Regions from separate parts of the Homo sapiens genome. Here region 1 is linked to region 2. Evidence: read pairs that join two places in POLR2A ChIA-PET (ENCODE). Cell type or tissue: HepG2. All regions are shown on one strand. Each heading gives the region's core, and the rest is flanking DNA. Links, peaks and the distances in the headings are about the cores only.

The links. Peaks named below come from ENCODE experiments on the same cell type or tissue, not always from the same donor. Only the 100,000 strongest peaks of a DNase experiment are listed, where the experiment ranks them.
Region 1: POLR2A ChIA-PET joins it to region 2 with 8 read pairs; 4 of 35 experiments call an interaction of 5 or more read pairs at or near these places.

Annotation. Positions count from the first base shown.
Region 1 is chr2:11,359,696-11,366,842 of GRCh38, reverse strand. PPIAP60 (peptidylprolyl isomerase A pseudogene 60) reads right to left here. Exons shown (of 4, transcript XM_047446546.1): 3 at 1,554-1,697. Among named protein-coding and RNA genes, the nearest start is that of PPIAP60, 12 kb to the right of the region's middle. In HepG2, for the core only: no CTCF peak of the experiment used is centred there; DNase peaks (open chromatin) are centred at 1,018, 1,342 and 3,502; H3K4me3 peaks cover 3,489 bases.
Region 2 is chr2:11,251,101-11,258,247 of GRCh38, reverse strand. The region is part of intron 3 of ROCK2 (Rho associated coiled-coil containing protein kinase 2); the gene reads left to right. Among named protein-coding and RNA genes, the nearest start is that of ROCK2, 90 kb to the left of the region's middle. RefSeq lists an enhancer at 448-967. In HepG2, for the core only: no CTCF peak of the experiment used is centred there; a DNase peak (open chromatin) is centred at 4,017.

The DNA.
Region 1 (7,147 bases), core at 739-5,738, 110 kb before region 2:
ATTACAGTTGTGAGCCACTGCACCTGGCCGATTTCTTTTTTAAAATGATCAAAAAACCATTTATATGTGGGAATATAGCTATATACTTTTATTATTGAATTACCATGGAAAAAAACATGGAAGAGGGAGGCCAAGGCAGGAGGATCACTTGAGGCCCAGGAGTTTGAGACCAGCCTGGGCAACAAAGCGAGACCCTCATCTCTACAAACAATTAAAAAATTAGCTGGGCTTCGTGGTTCACGCCTGTAGTTCCAGCTACTCAGGAAGTTGAGGTGGGAAGATCACCTGGGCTTGGATAGATCAAGGCTGCAGTGAGCCGTGATTGCGCCACTGTACTCTAGCCAGGGTGACAGAGAGACTCTGTCTAAAAAAAAAAAAAAAGGAAAAAAAAAAAAACTTGGAAGGTGCATTCAAGGTTGTCAACATGGTTGTGTGGGTTGTGTCATGGGCCCAGGTTCAGCCTGGAGCCATGACATGAGTGGAACAGACTAGAAGGGGAGGGAGGGGAAAATAAAGAGAAAGGGAAAATGGAATCTGTTTTAAGGAAACCCACCAGGGTATACAATATAATCACACGATGTGTATATATGCAATTATGTCAGTTATGAGGAATGAAAATAAAAATGGCATTGATTTTTTTCTCAATAACCTTGTGAAATATTATTTTTCCCACTTAATAGATAAGGAAATGGATGATCTGATTTGCCAAAGGCTATCTGATTCCAAGGCTTAAATTATTTTCCTATAAGTATGATGCACAGTTATAATGAAAAAAAATCAAATATCATAGTAAAGTACAATGAAGATTGTAAAAACTCCTGAGTTCCAGAGACACTGCTATTAAAATTTGAGAAAACAACACTCCAGAAGTTTCTCTATGCATATATACCATTTACCAAATCATGCAAAATATGCCAAAGTCAGTCGGCTGTGAGGTTATGGGGGAGGTACTGCATCCCTGCAGGAAGTGGATGCTTCTATTGTCACTCATTCTGAAAAGTGGATAATCCTGGGCAGGGAATTAGGCCAGTCTGAGGGCTGAGGGAGGAGGGGGCAGGCCCAGGACCGGCCTTGGGAGGCTCAACGTGGTTCCTGTGATGGGAAGGAGCTGCCCTGACAGCTGCAGGCAGCCAGCCTCCCAAAATGTGGATGGCAAGTAAGAGGCATGGGTAATAATGGTCTCTATCCTCCTGAACAGCTCTCCCCCTGGACAGCCGTGAAAGAAATTGGGACTGATCTTTGGACAGGAGGATGGCTGTGTCCCCTCCTGAGGTCAGAGGGGGACACTGCTTCCAGACAGGGCCTGCAGCTGAGCTTACAGCCTCTCCCGACATGGCCACGTGATGATTTGGTCATGCCTTCTGATGAATGGCTATCTGCTTATGTGCCTAGATCCACCAGAGTTGTCACAGTTACAGGCCAGTTACTAGGAGGCCTCTTCTGAATGTGACATGGGAGGAGGGTCTCCCCTTTTCTCTTGGGGAGACACTGAGGTGAAATAGGCCTGCACCAGCCAATACAGAGGCAGCAAGTAGAGTCCTGAAGACACTCACTTGGCTGCAAAAGAGACCAGGGGTTTCCTCCAGCTGCCTGGTTGGCTGCTGCTCTGAGAAGATACCAGGCCTCTGCTCCGGTGGCTTCAGGGAGGCCACCCTGGACACAGCCAGCAGAAGCAGGTCATCGATGGAGGGGTCAGCCTACAAGGACACAGCCAAGTTCATGTTCTTTGGGAGGTGGCAGCCAAGGTAAGCCTGAAGGGTCTGATTCATAGACGAATCTTCAGAAATATCTGGAGAAGTGAATCTCAGAGATATAATCCTCCCTCCAATTTGAATGGGTGGGGGCTCCTGGGCATTATGACTTGAGTATTAAGGAAGGGTGTCTTTATTTTGCACACCAAGCTGATGAGGTGAGACATGTGCATTACATGGATATAGATATGCATATCCAAAATACAAAGCTTATCATACTGCTCACCTGCTCAAAATCCAGCAACAGCTTCCCTTGGGGTGAAACCCAAACTCTTTACCATAGACCCCCACCCGGAACACTGCATGGCAGCCATGATAAAGTCTCAGTTACCTCCTCAGATCTCCAGGCCTTCACCCGTATTTCTGCTTAGAATACTTCCTACTAGAGTCACCCGGACAGTTCGTAGTCACCCTTAAAGATTCAGCTTAATGGCCGGGCGCGGTGGCTAATGCCTGTAATCCCAGCACTTTGGGAGACTGAGGCAGGCAGATCACCTGAGATTAGGAGTTTGAGACCAGCCTGGCCAACATGGTGAAACCCTGTCTCTACTAAAAATACAAAAAATAAGCCTGGTGACGTGGTGCACAACTGTAGTCCCAGCTACCTCGGGGGCTGAGGCAGGAGAATCGCTTGAACCCAGGAGGCGGAGTTTGCAGTGAGCCAAGATCGTGCCACTGCACTCTAGCCTGAGTGACAGAGCAAGGCTCTGTCCGTGCCCCCCCAACCCCACCACCACCAAAAAAAAAAGATTCAGCTTAACATGTCACCTCCCCTGGGAGGTCTTCCCTGGCCCATTCCCTCCTGGCCCAAATCCTCCAGATTTGTCTTCCTGCTTGGCGTTCCTGTAATCAAACATTTGTTACACTTTATTGGTATGTTTCGCCCAGAGATAGGGATTCTGTCCTACTTGCTTCTGTATCCCCAGTGTTTTGTATAGTTAGTATTTGTTAATCTGTTGAACGACTGAATGGTGTAGGTACATAGTTTTACACAAAGGGAACATGCTCTGTAGTCTTTTGCATTCAACAATGCAGTAAGTCTGTGCCCTTAACCATTACACGTCCCCATGAAAGGGTTTTAACTATGGCCTACAAGCATTTTACAATCCAGTCCTCATCAGCTCCATCCTTTCTGCTTTCTGTGCCTTGAATATTCATGCATTTTCATCTACAGTGCCTAGCACACAGCCAATGCACCTGCCAAAGTGAAATACCCCAGGGTGTGCCCACATTCTTTCCCTACATTATTCCATGCCTGTTTCCCACCCCTGCCTGGCTAATTCCCACCTCTCCTCTGATGTCCCACTGAAACGTTTTCTCCGTGCAAAGCCCCATCTGTTTCTCCTAGACAAAGTGAGCAAGCCTGCCTCTGTGGGCCCCTGAACCTTGCTCCTCTCTCCTCACGGCTCCTAGTGTGTACACCCGCGGTGGCTCACGCCTGTAATCCCAGCACTTTGGGGGGCCGAGGTGGGCGGATCACGAGGTCAGGAGATCGAGACCATCCTGGCCAACACGGTGAAACCCCGTCTCTACTAAAAATACAAAAAAATTAGCCTGGTGTGGTGGCATGCGCCTGCAGTCCCAGCTACTCGGGAGGCTGAGGCAGGAGAACGGCATGAACCCGGGAGGCGGAGCTTGCAGTGAGTCGAGATTGCGCCACTGTACTCCAGCCTGGGCAACAGAGCGAAACTCCGCCTCAAAAAAAAAAAAAAAAAAAAAAAAATCTGCTCTCTGACTCAACTTTGATCACTGATAGTACTGGGACTTTTGTCTTCTTCCGTTTGTTATTCCCAACATCTAGTACAGCCTCTGCCACCAACTGATATTCAATAAATATTTATTGAATGAATGAATGAGGGCATGAATTAAGAAAGTTTAGTTTCACGCTTAGAGAAACATCACGCCAGGCTTCAGGGCCAACGGGAATCCATCCCAATTCCTGCTACAGACTTACTGATCCTGTCAGTTGTAATCAGTCAGAGAAATCATCCCAGCATGCTGGAACTAGGTAGAAACCTTGTTTTGCACATGATGAAACTGAGGTCGTAAATGTGAAGGTTGCACAGCAAATTCCATCAGAAGTTGTCTGAGATAGCAAGACTGATACCCATGCATATCAAGAGTCATGAATCACCAAGATCTCATCCCTAATTCTAGTGCTGTGTCATACATTATTTTACTTTTCAACAAAATAATGATGATTCCTTAAAATTGTGTAGCACTTTATAACTTACAAAGTCCTGTAAAAAAAAAAAAAAGACCTCTGAACTAGCTATTTGTGGTTAAGTCACTTGCCAGAATCATTCAGTTCTTAAATGATGGATCCAGGGCTAGGACTCAAGTTTTTGCTCTATGCCCAGTGTACTCCTCAAGATCCAATGTCTGCCTCCAACATTACAATAAACGGTGGTTAAATAATGATTCTAGGCTCACTCCTGGGAAAACATTATCATTTCTAATCAATATAATCATTTCCTATTTCTAAGAATTTTCTGAAGGCGACATAGACCAGACTTGTCAAACTTTTACATAAGAGAGCTGATAAGATCGAAGCATGGCTATAAGAAGGAACCAGAGTGTCAGGTCTGTGTGTGTGTCTGTGTGTGTGCACGTGCATGTGTGCATGGATGTGTAGTGTGTCAGTGACTCTGCATGTGGAATACTTGGTAAAGGCTTTAGGAACTCAAAAGTGTGGGTGGAAACAAAATAAGCAAATCTCCAATGCACAGCATCTGCATAGAGTGTGACCTTGATAAATACTTGCCAATGAATTAATATGCCCTGTGTTAAAAAATTCTCATATAATTGTTGTGCCCTTAGCCAGTATTTCCATAGAATGACTTTTAACAATGTAAATATGTCTTCCAAATAACTAAATTTATTCACTCATGCTTTCATCCAACAACGAACGCCTGGCCAGGTGCGGTGGCTCACACCTGTAATCCCAGCACTCTGGAAGGCCAAGGCGGGTGGATCACCTGAGGTCAGGAGTTTGAGACCAGCCTGCCCAACGTGGTGAAACCCCGACTCTACTAAAAATACAAAAATCAGCCAGGCAGAGTGGCAAGCACCTGTAATCCTAGCTACTTGGGAGGCTGAGGCACAAGAATCACTTGAACCCGGGAGGTGGAGGTTGCAGTGAGCCAAGGACGCGCCACTGCACTCCAGCCTGGGTGACAGAGTGAGACTTTCTCTCAAAAAAATAATAATAATAGTAATAGCCAGGCGCCGTGACTCACGCCTGTAATCCCAGCACTTTGGGAGGCTGAGGAGGGCAGATCACAAGGTCAGGAGATCAAGACCATCCTGGCTAACGCGGTGAAACCCCGTCTCTACTAAAAATACAAAACATTAGCGGGGCGTGGTGGTGGGAGACTGTAGTCCCAGCTACTTGGGAGGCTGAGGCAGGAGAATGGTGTGAACCTGGGAGGCGGAACTTGCAGTGAGCCGAGATCGCGCCACTGCACTCCAGCCTGGGCGGCAGAGCAAGACTCCATCTCAAAAATAAATAAATAAATCATCATCATAATAATAATGGAGGCCTATAGGTGCCAGACGCACAGTTTCCCCATAACACAGCAGGAAACTAAACAGACAGACCAACGTCTACTCTCATGGAGTTTACATTTTTGGGGGATGCTAGACATGGATAATAACCACTCGGTTATATATTATATTAGGTGATAAGTGGTATAAAAAAATATGGTTAGGCCAGGTGCGGTGGCTCACGCCTGTAATCCCAGCACTTTGGGAGGCTGAGGTGGGTGGATCACGAGGTCAAGAGATCGAGACCAGCCTGGCTAAAATGGTGAAACCCCGTCTCTACTAAAAAAATACAAAAAAAAAAAAAAAATAGCCAGGCGTGGTGGCGGGTGCCTGTGGTCCCATCTACTTGGGAGGCTGAGGCAGGAGAATGGCGTGAACCCGGGAGACGGAGCTTGCAGTGAGCCGGGATCATGCCACTGTAATCCAGCCTGGGTGACAGAGCGAGACTCCATCTCAAAAAAAAAAAAAGAAAAAGAAAAGAAAAAAGAAAAATATGGTAAGAAAAGGGGCTTGGGCGTGGGGTGGCTAGGAGTGGGGTGGGGTTGCAATTTGAATCAAGGGGTTCAGGAAGTGACATTTGAACAAAGACCTGTAGGTCGGGTGCGGTGGCTCACGCCGGTAATCCCAGCACTCTGGGAGGCCAAGGCAGGTGGATCACTTGAGGTCAGGAGTTCAAGACCAGCCTGGCCAACATGGCGAAACCCTGTCTCTACTGAAAATAGAAAAATTAGCTAGACATGGTGGCACACAACTGTAGTCCCAGCTACTGGGGAGGCTGAGGCAGAAGAATCACTTGAACCCAGGAGGCAGAGGTTGCAGTGAGCTGAGATCATGCCACTGCACTCCAGCCTGGGTGACAGAACGAGACTCCATCACAAAAACACACAAAAAATGAACAAAGACCTGAGAAGAAGGGGCACAAACTGTGAGAATATCTTGGGGAAAATCTTAACCTTTTGAACAAACACATAATTTTTAAAACTTTGTTTTTGTTTTTAAATAGCTTATATACACTTGGCTGCCCTGCCCCCCTTTTTTTTTTCCTTGAGACAGGGTCTTGCTCTGTCACCCAGGCTCCAGGCTGAAGTGCAGTGGTGTGATCACGGCTCACTGCAACCTCTGCCTCCCAGGCTCAGGTGATCCTCCCACCTCAGCCTCTTGAGTAGCTGAGACCATAAGCACGTACTACCATGCCGAGCTAATTTTTGTATTTTTTGTAGAGAGAGGGTTTCACCATGTTGTCAAGGCTGGTCTCAAAGTCCTAGGCTCAAGTGATCCACCTGCCACAGCCTCCCGAAGTACTGGGATTACAGGCATGAGCCACTGCACCCAGCCTACACGTGGCTGCCTTCTGAGAGGATCTAGCAGGTAGTTTAACATGTTCCTGATAATTCGGGCATCTCTGTGATTGTCAATGCTGGGCACCATGTAGTGCTGTCCATGGAGGTGGAGATGGTGGAAGCTCGGAGGACTAGAGGACTATTTGCCCCCCCGCTAGAGGGCTCCAATCTGTTTTTCTTCTGCATTAATTCTATGGCATCCACTCCTCTCACACCCTATTATTTCTGGTAGTGTCCCAGCATCACTACGCCATGCGTTTTGTCTGCTTTTTCGTAATACATCATTGGTTTGTTAGGATTGGGTCTAGAAGATAAAGACTTGAGCAAAAGGCTAAAATGCAGTGCACAGGCTTTATGACATCTGCTCTGCCTCTCTGCCTATTCACATAGGACATTTTTTGCTTATTTCCTTACTCTCAATTTCCTTTCTGACTGTCTGAATGCCAAATAATTAAATCCCTGATTTGGGAACTGTTGCTAATTAATACCTCATTGTCCTTCCTTTTAGGG
Region 2 (7,147 bases), core at 1,424-6,423:
AGTCAGTCACTTATTCACTCATGCATTCACCATGTCGTCATTATATTAAGCATCTACTCTGTACCAAGCATTGGGCTGGCTATGCAGTAGTATGACAAAAATTCAGTTTCAGCCCTCATGGAGTTTCCTGTGTAAGGGAAGGGAGATTCCATGTGCTTTTATGAAAAGCAGAGTTTTTGTTTCTTAAAAAAAAAAGTTCCTCCTTAAACAGATTTTAAAAATATAACTGAAGTGACAAAAATACACTTTCTGTAAATAACATCTGGTAGATGTGTTACCACTCAGAATTTCTATTATGATAAATAAATGTACCAAACCTGGTGTCAGAAATCACTGTGGGCCAGGTTAGAAAAACAAACACTTTTCACTTGAGAATACATCACTCCATTATTCAGTATTATAAAATGAAGAAAAATCACTATTACTGCTCTAGTTAGTAAATGAAAGTGTATTTGCTTATTACAAATGTTGGTTTGATTTCGAATCTCCTAAAGTACCTATCTCCTGAGATGCTGGCTGAGCTTTAAGGACAGCTTGCAACACTGGATCTTCCCATGGGCCGCCATCTCTAATGATTCGAGTCACCAGTTCCAGATTCACATTTCCATATCTGCGGAGGTGATTCTGGTATTCCTGGAATGATCCAAGAATATCCTTTAAGGGCTCTTCATAAAACTCACCTCTTCCAAAGAACAGCAGCAACTCGAAGAAACTCACAGCAAGGCTACTCAAAACATGTTGTACGTGCTCACATTCATCTGGGAATGATGCACTGGCTGTTGTAAAACAACAAAGTACAGTCTGAAGAACCTGAAGCTGTGGCAAAGGGACCTGCCATCTTCCAACGTAATCTTCAACCACCTGACAGAAGCGTCAGCAGTAACCCCGACAGCTGATCGTGACGCCGCCACTGCAGCTGCCAGCACCGCCTCTGCCGTCGCCCGCAGCTCTAAGCCCCACAGGGCCAGCAGGGACTCCACAGTGGCCACAAGCTCTTCTCTGAGGCGTTCGGCCTTTTGATCGCTGTCTTCCTCCGCCATGAGGCTCTCGCTGCCCAGCGCATACCAGCCCCTGCTCCTCCACCACTGTAGCTGCCTAGGCTAACCTCCCAAATTTCAAAATATTTTAAAATGAGAAGTGATGTAATCTATTAATATAATCTTTGTAATTATAATTTGTTTAGGCAGTTTTTATTTTGGGCTATATTTTCTTTATATCCATACTGATGTTTTGTTTGCTTGTTCTATCAAATACTGAGAGTCCCTAGCCTACTATCCCTGCATTAAAAATTTTGGTCGGGGTGACCTTGGAGCGTAATTCAACCTCCGAACAACCTAAACTAAGACCATGGGGTATTAATATTTCCAACTGAAGGTATAGATTTGTCCGTTTCTTTCTTAGTCCTGTTAGTTTTTATGTTATTAATTTTCAGGCTCATTTATTGAAGATGCATACGTAATTAGAATGGTTATGCCTCCGTAATGGATTACCCCTTTTATCTAAATTACCTTATCTCTTATAATACTCTTTGCCTTGAAGTCTGCTTTATTATTTATATACCAACTTTTTTACCCTTGCAGTTTGCATGGTAGATCTTTCTCCATTCATTTGTTTTCAACTCATTTGAACTCATAATTAAACTATATAACTTATGTATATATTTATATATAATATGTATATTAGATATATGTATTAGTCCGTTCTCACATTGCTGTAAAGAACTACCTGAGAGACTGGATAATTCATAAAAGAGGTTTAATTGACTCACAGTTCTGCAGGCCGTACAGGAAGCGTGGCTGGGCAGGCCTCAGGAAATTTACAATCATGGCAGAAGGTGAAAGGGAAGCAAGCACGTCTTACGTGGCCAGAGAAGGAAGACGAGAACAAAGAGGGAGAATGCCATATACTTTTAACAACCAGATCTCATGAGAACTCACTATCAGGAGAACAACAAGGGGGAAGTCCCTCCCCGTGATCCAGTCACCTCCCACTAGGCCCTTCCCTCCAACACTGGGAATTACAATTTGACCTGAAATTTGGGTGGGGGCACAAATCCAAACCATATCAATATATAATTATTATATATAAGTATGTGAACTATAATTGCTTTTTAATCAGTTTTTATAATTTATGTTTATTAATTGGAGTATTTAATCCATTTATAATTACACATATTTTAGACTGTTTAAAATGGTATTGGAATCCCCTGAGTCTCTTCAGTTTCATTTATTCATTTTGTCTTTATTTTTCAGATTGATTTGTGTTGAAGTTCACTGACTTCCATATAGTTTCCTTTTTTTTTTTTTTTTTTTTTTTTTTGAGATGGAGTCATACTCTCTCATCCAGACTGGAGTGCATGGAGTGCAGTGGCACCATCTCGGCTCACTGCAACCCCTGCCTCCCAGGTTTAAGCAATTCCCCTGCCTCAGCCTCCCGAGTAGCTGAGATTACAGGCACATGCCACCATGCCTGGCTAATTTTTGTATTTTTAGTAGAGACGGGGTTTCACCATGTTGGCCAGGCTGGTCTCGAACTCCTGACCTCAAGTGATCCGCTCACCTCAGCCTCCCAAAGTGCTGGGATCACAGGTGTGAGCCACTGCACCCGGCCTAGTTTCCATTTTTCTGTTGATATTTACTTCTATTCACTCATTAAGACTATATTTTATTTCTTTAATATATTTTCCCTTAGTTCTTTGAACATATTTATAAGAGCTATTTTTAAGTATTTGTCAGTTGAATCTAACATCTTTTGGGGCCATTTTCTATTGACTGCTTTTTTCTTGATGATGAGTCGCATTTTCCTTTTTGCCTATCTAGTAATTTTTAAATTATATACTGTACCTTGTGGATGTATGGTAGAGACTCTGGGGTTTTGTTATTTTTCTTTGAATACTATTGATTTTCATTCTGATAGGCTGTCCAGTTACTTGCTGTTCATCCTTAACTCTTGCAGGCTGTTTTATACTTTGTAAATGTAGATGTGTGGAAAGATCAAGATGTTTCCCAAGTTTTTTTTTTTTTTTTTTTTTGAGATGGGGTCTCGCTCTTTCCCCCAGGCTGGAGTGCAGTGGCGCAATCTCCGCTCACTGCAAGCTCCGCCTCCTGGGTTCATGCCATTCTCCTGCCTCAGCCTCCCAAGTAGCTGGGACTACAGGTGCCCGCCACCATGCCTGGCTAATTTTTTGTATTTTTAGTACAGACGGGGTTTCACCGTGTTAGCCAGGATGGTCTCAATCTCCTGACCTCATGATCTGCCCGCCTCAGCCTCCCAAAGTGCAGGGATTACAGGCGTGAGCCACTGCGCCCGGCCCCCAAGTTCTTTTAAATTTGTAGGGTACAACCTCCAAACTGTGTTTCCCTTTGGATCTTTTAGGGTTTAATGTTAGGTTTTGTTAGGTTTGTGCTAGAGTAGGTCTTACTTTAGAGCCTGGTTCTTTTTCATAAGATGTGTCAGCTGAACGACCAAGAAATTAGCCAGGTTTCTCTACCTTTTTTTTTTTTTTTTTTTTTTTTTTTTTAAGAGACAGGGTCTCACTGTTGCCTAGGCTGTCTCAAACTCTTGGGCTTAAGCAGTCCTCCTGCCTCAGCTTCCCAAAGTGCTGGGATTACAGGCGTGAGCCACCACACCTGCCCTTCTCTACTTTTGCTTGTCTGGAAATCCTGTGTTCTTCCAATGCCACTTAACCTCCAGTGTTTATGTTTTACCATAACCCCAAAGCAGTTGGTCTCTAATAAACCTGGACTGCTTTCTCTCTGGGTAGCCCAGCCTTTAGCCAAGTACACACATGTGACTTCTAGGGATCTCCCTCTCCTTGCTTTCCAGTGTCCTGCCCAGAATAATTTAGCTGCTTCATTTGTCTTAAACTCTGATCTCTGCCTCCTCAACTCAGCAGAAACATGCAATTATATGCTGCACACTGGTTGCAATATTGACTTTTATCAGAGTTTCTGGGCAATTATGGGGTTGACTTGGTGAGTTTCTCTTCTCTCAGGAATTACAGTCTTGTGTTTATTTTACGAAACCTGAATACGGTTGCCTTGTGTGTTTTGTCATTTTTGATGGTTGTTTACAATGGGAGGGCTAGCTGGTACCAATTACTTCATCATAGCCAGAAGTGCATGATTCTGAGTAATAAGTATACAAATGTATTGTGTCATGCTGGGACTTATTTGTATTTTCCATTAGTGATTTGTTCAAACCCACTCCCCTAATAAAATTTTGTACCTGGCTTTTATTGGAGGGGGAGCAAAACTTTCTCTATTAAAGAGGCGTAGCATTTTATGATTTTCTAAAATTTTATTGCATTTTATAGAGTATCTGATAAGTGTCATGGTTCTTCCCTGTCTGCTCTGGGGAAGACACCAGCATATCTTTGGTTTACCTTATTTTCATCAATATAAGTATTAGCTGTACATGTGGATAGTATTTGACAAAAGATAGCTAGAAATATTAGCTGCTGAATCTTTTTTAAAACTGGAAATTGATGGTGTGGCCACTTTTAAAATAAATTTTTGCAGATATTAATTGAGTCATTAAATATTTAGTGAGTGCCTGTTTTATTGCCATTGCTGGCATTGTACTTGGCACTAGGGATATAATGGAGAACAAAATAGGCATGCATAATCCCCATCCTTGTTGAATTTACATTCCACTATGGGAGACAGGCAATAAATACAAAGAAACAACATCAAAAATTACAAATTATGATACCTACCAGGAAGAAAACAAATAGGGTTCTATGGTTGAGAACAGTGAGTTCTTAGTTCAGTTAGGGTGGTCAGAGAAGACCTCTTTGAGGAGTTTTATATTTAAACTGAATGGATAAGGAGGTAGTGTCCTTATGGGAGAGGTTGAATTAGGTACTATGATGGGTTTTTAAATACCTTTCCAGTACCCATAAAGATCCTGAGGAAAGTTTCGTTATATTAGAGGAACTGAGAGAAGATAAGTGTGTCTGAAGTATGAACAATGGGAAGAAAATGACAAGATTTAAGTCGGGAAGGTGGACATAGGCTAGATCATTTAGGACCCTGTAGACAATGGTAAGGTGCTTGATTTCTTCTTCTTTCTTCCATCGCTGAATAGGGTAACTATATAATTTGTTGTACAAAAACTGGCATACTCTGAGTAAAAAGGAGCACCAACTGGATGGAATACTGGGTGGACAGATGTAATCTAGCCCTGTTTGGTAAAATCATCCTAATTGTGTACATAACATATGTAGAAATAGTATAGATTCTGCCTGCAGATTACCTTTAAATATTATTATTATTATTATTATTATTATTATTATTATTATTATTATACTTTTAAGTTCTGGGATACATGCACGGAACGTGCAGGTTTGTTACATAGGTATACGTGTGCCATGGTGGTTTGCTGCACCCATCAACCTGTCATCTACATTTCTCCTAATGCTATCCCTCCTCTAGCCCCTCACCCCGTGACAGGCACTGGTGTGTGATGTTCCACTCCCTGTGTCCACGTGTTCTCATTGTTCAACTCCCACTTATGAGTGGGAACCTGCGGTGTTTGGTTTTCTGTTCCTGTGTTAATTTGCTGAGAGTGATGGTTTCCAGCTTCATCCATGTCCCTGCAGAGGACATGAACTCATCCTTTTTTATGGCTGCATAGTATTCCATGGTGTATATGTGCCACATTTTGTTTATCCAGTCTATCACTGATGGGCATTTGTGTTGGTTCCAAGTCTTTGCTGTTGTGAACAGTGCTGCAATAAACATACGTGTGCATGTGTCTTCATAGTAGAATGATTTATAATCCTTTGGGTATATACCCAGTAATGGGATTGCTGGGTCAAATGGTATTTCTGGTTCTAGATCTTTTTTTTTTTTTTCACCCAGGCTGGAGTGCAATGGCGTGATCTTGGCTGGCTGCAGCCTCAGCCACCCGGGTTCAAGCCATTCTCCTGCCTCAGTCTCCCAGGTACCTGGGATTACAGGTGTGCACCACCATGCCAAGCTAATTTTTGTATTTTTGGTAGAAACGGGGTTTCACCATGTTGGCCAGGCTGGTCTCGAACGCCTGACTTCAGGTGATCCACCCACCTCAGCCTCCCAAAGTGCTGGGTTTACAGGCGTGAGCCACCATGCCTGGCCTCTGGTTCTATATCCTTGAGCAGTTGCCACACTGTCTTCCACAGTGGTTTAACTAATTTACGCTCCCACCAACAGCATAAAGGTGTTCTATTTCTCCACATCCTCTCCAGCATCTATTGTTTCCTGACTTTTTAATGATTGCCATTCTAACTGGCATGAGGTGGTATCTCATTCTGGTTTTGATTTGCATTTCTCTAATGACCAGTGATGATGAGCTTTTTTTCATGTTTGTTGGCTGCATAAATGTCTTCTTTTGAGAGGTGTCTGTTCATATCCTTTGCCCACTTTTTGATGGAGTTGTTTGTTTTTTTCTTGTAAATTTGTTTAAGTTCCTTGTAGATTCTGGTTATTAGCCCTTTGTCAGCTGGATAGATTGCAAAAATTTTCTCCCATTCTGTAGGTTGCCTGTTCACTCTGATGATAGTTTCTTTTGTTGTGCAGAAGCTCTTTAGTTTAATTAGATCCTATTTGTCAGTTTTGGCTTTGTTGCCATTCCTTTTGGTGTTTTTGTCATGAAGTCTTTGCCCATGCTTGTGTCCTGAATGGTATTGCCTAGGTTTTCTTCTAGAGTTTTTATGGTTTTAGGTCTTACATTTAAGTCTCTAATCCATCTTGAGTTAATTCTGCTTACTATCTATATAGCCCTTGGGCAGTTTGATGTCTCTGTGCCTCAGATTTCCCATTTGTAGTATGGGGAAATAATACCTCACTGGGAATGAAGATTAAGTAAGATAATATATGTATCAAAACACACAGTGCCTGGCACATGCCAAGTACTTAGTAAATCTGTTCTTTCAGCAGATATTTATTGAAAGGTTATTATGTGCCAGACATTATACTAGGCAATGGGGATTAAACATTGAACCAAACACAGAAATCCTTGACTTCATTGGGTTTATATTCTGGTGCTGAGAAATAGGTGATAAATAAGTTAAAAATGGGATGTAAGATGGTAATAAGTACGATGAAGCAAAAACATGACACAGAGAATGGAATATGGAATATGCTGGCAGCAGAAGGGGATGGTG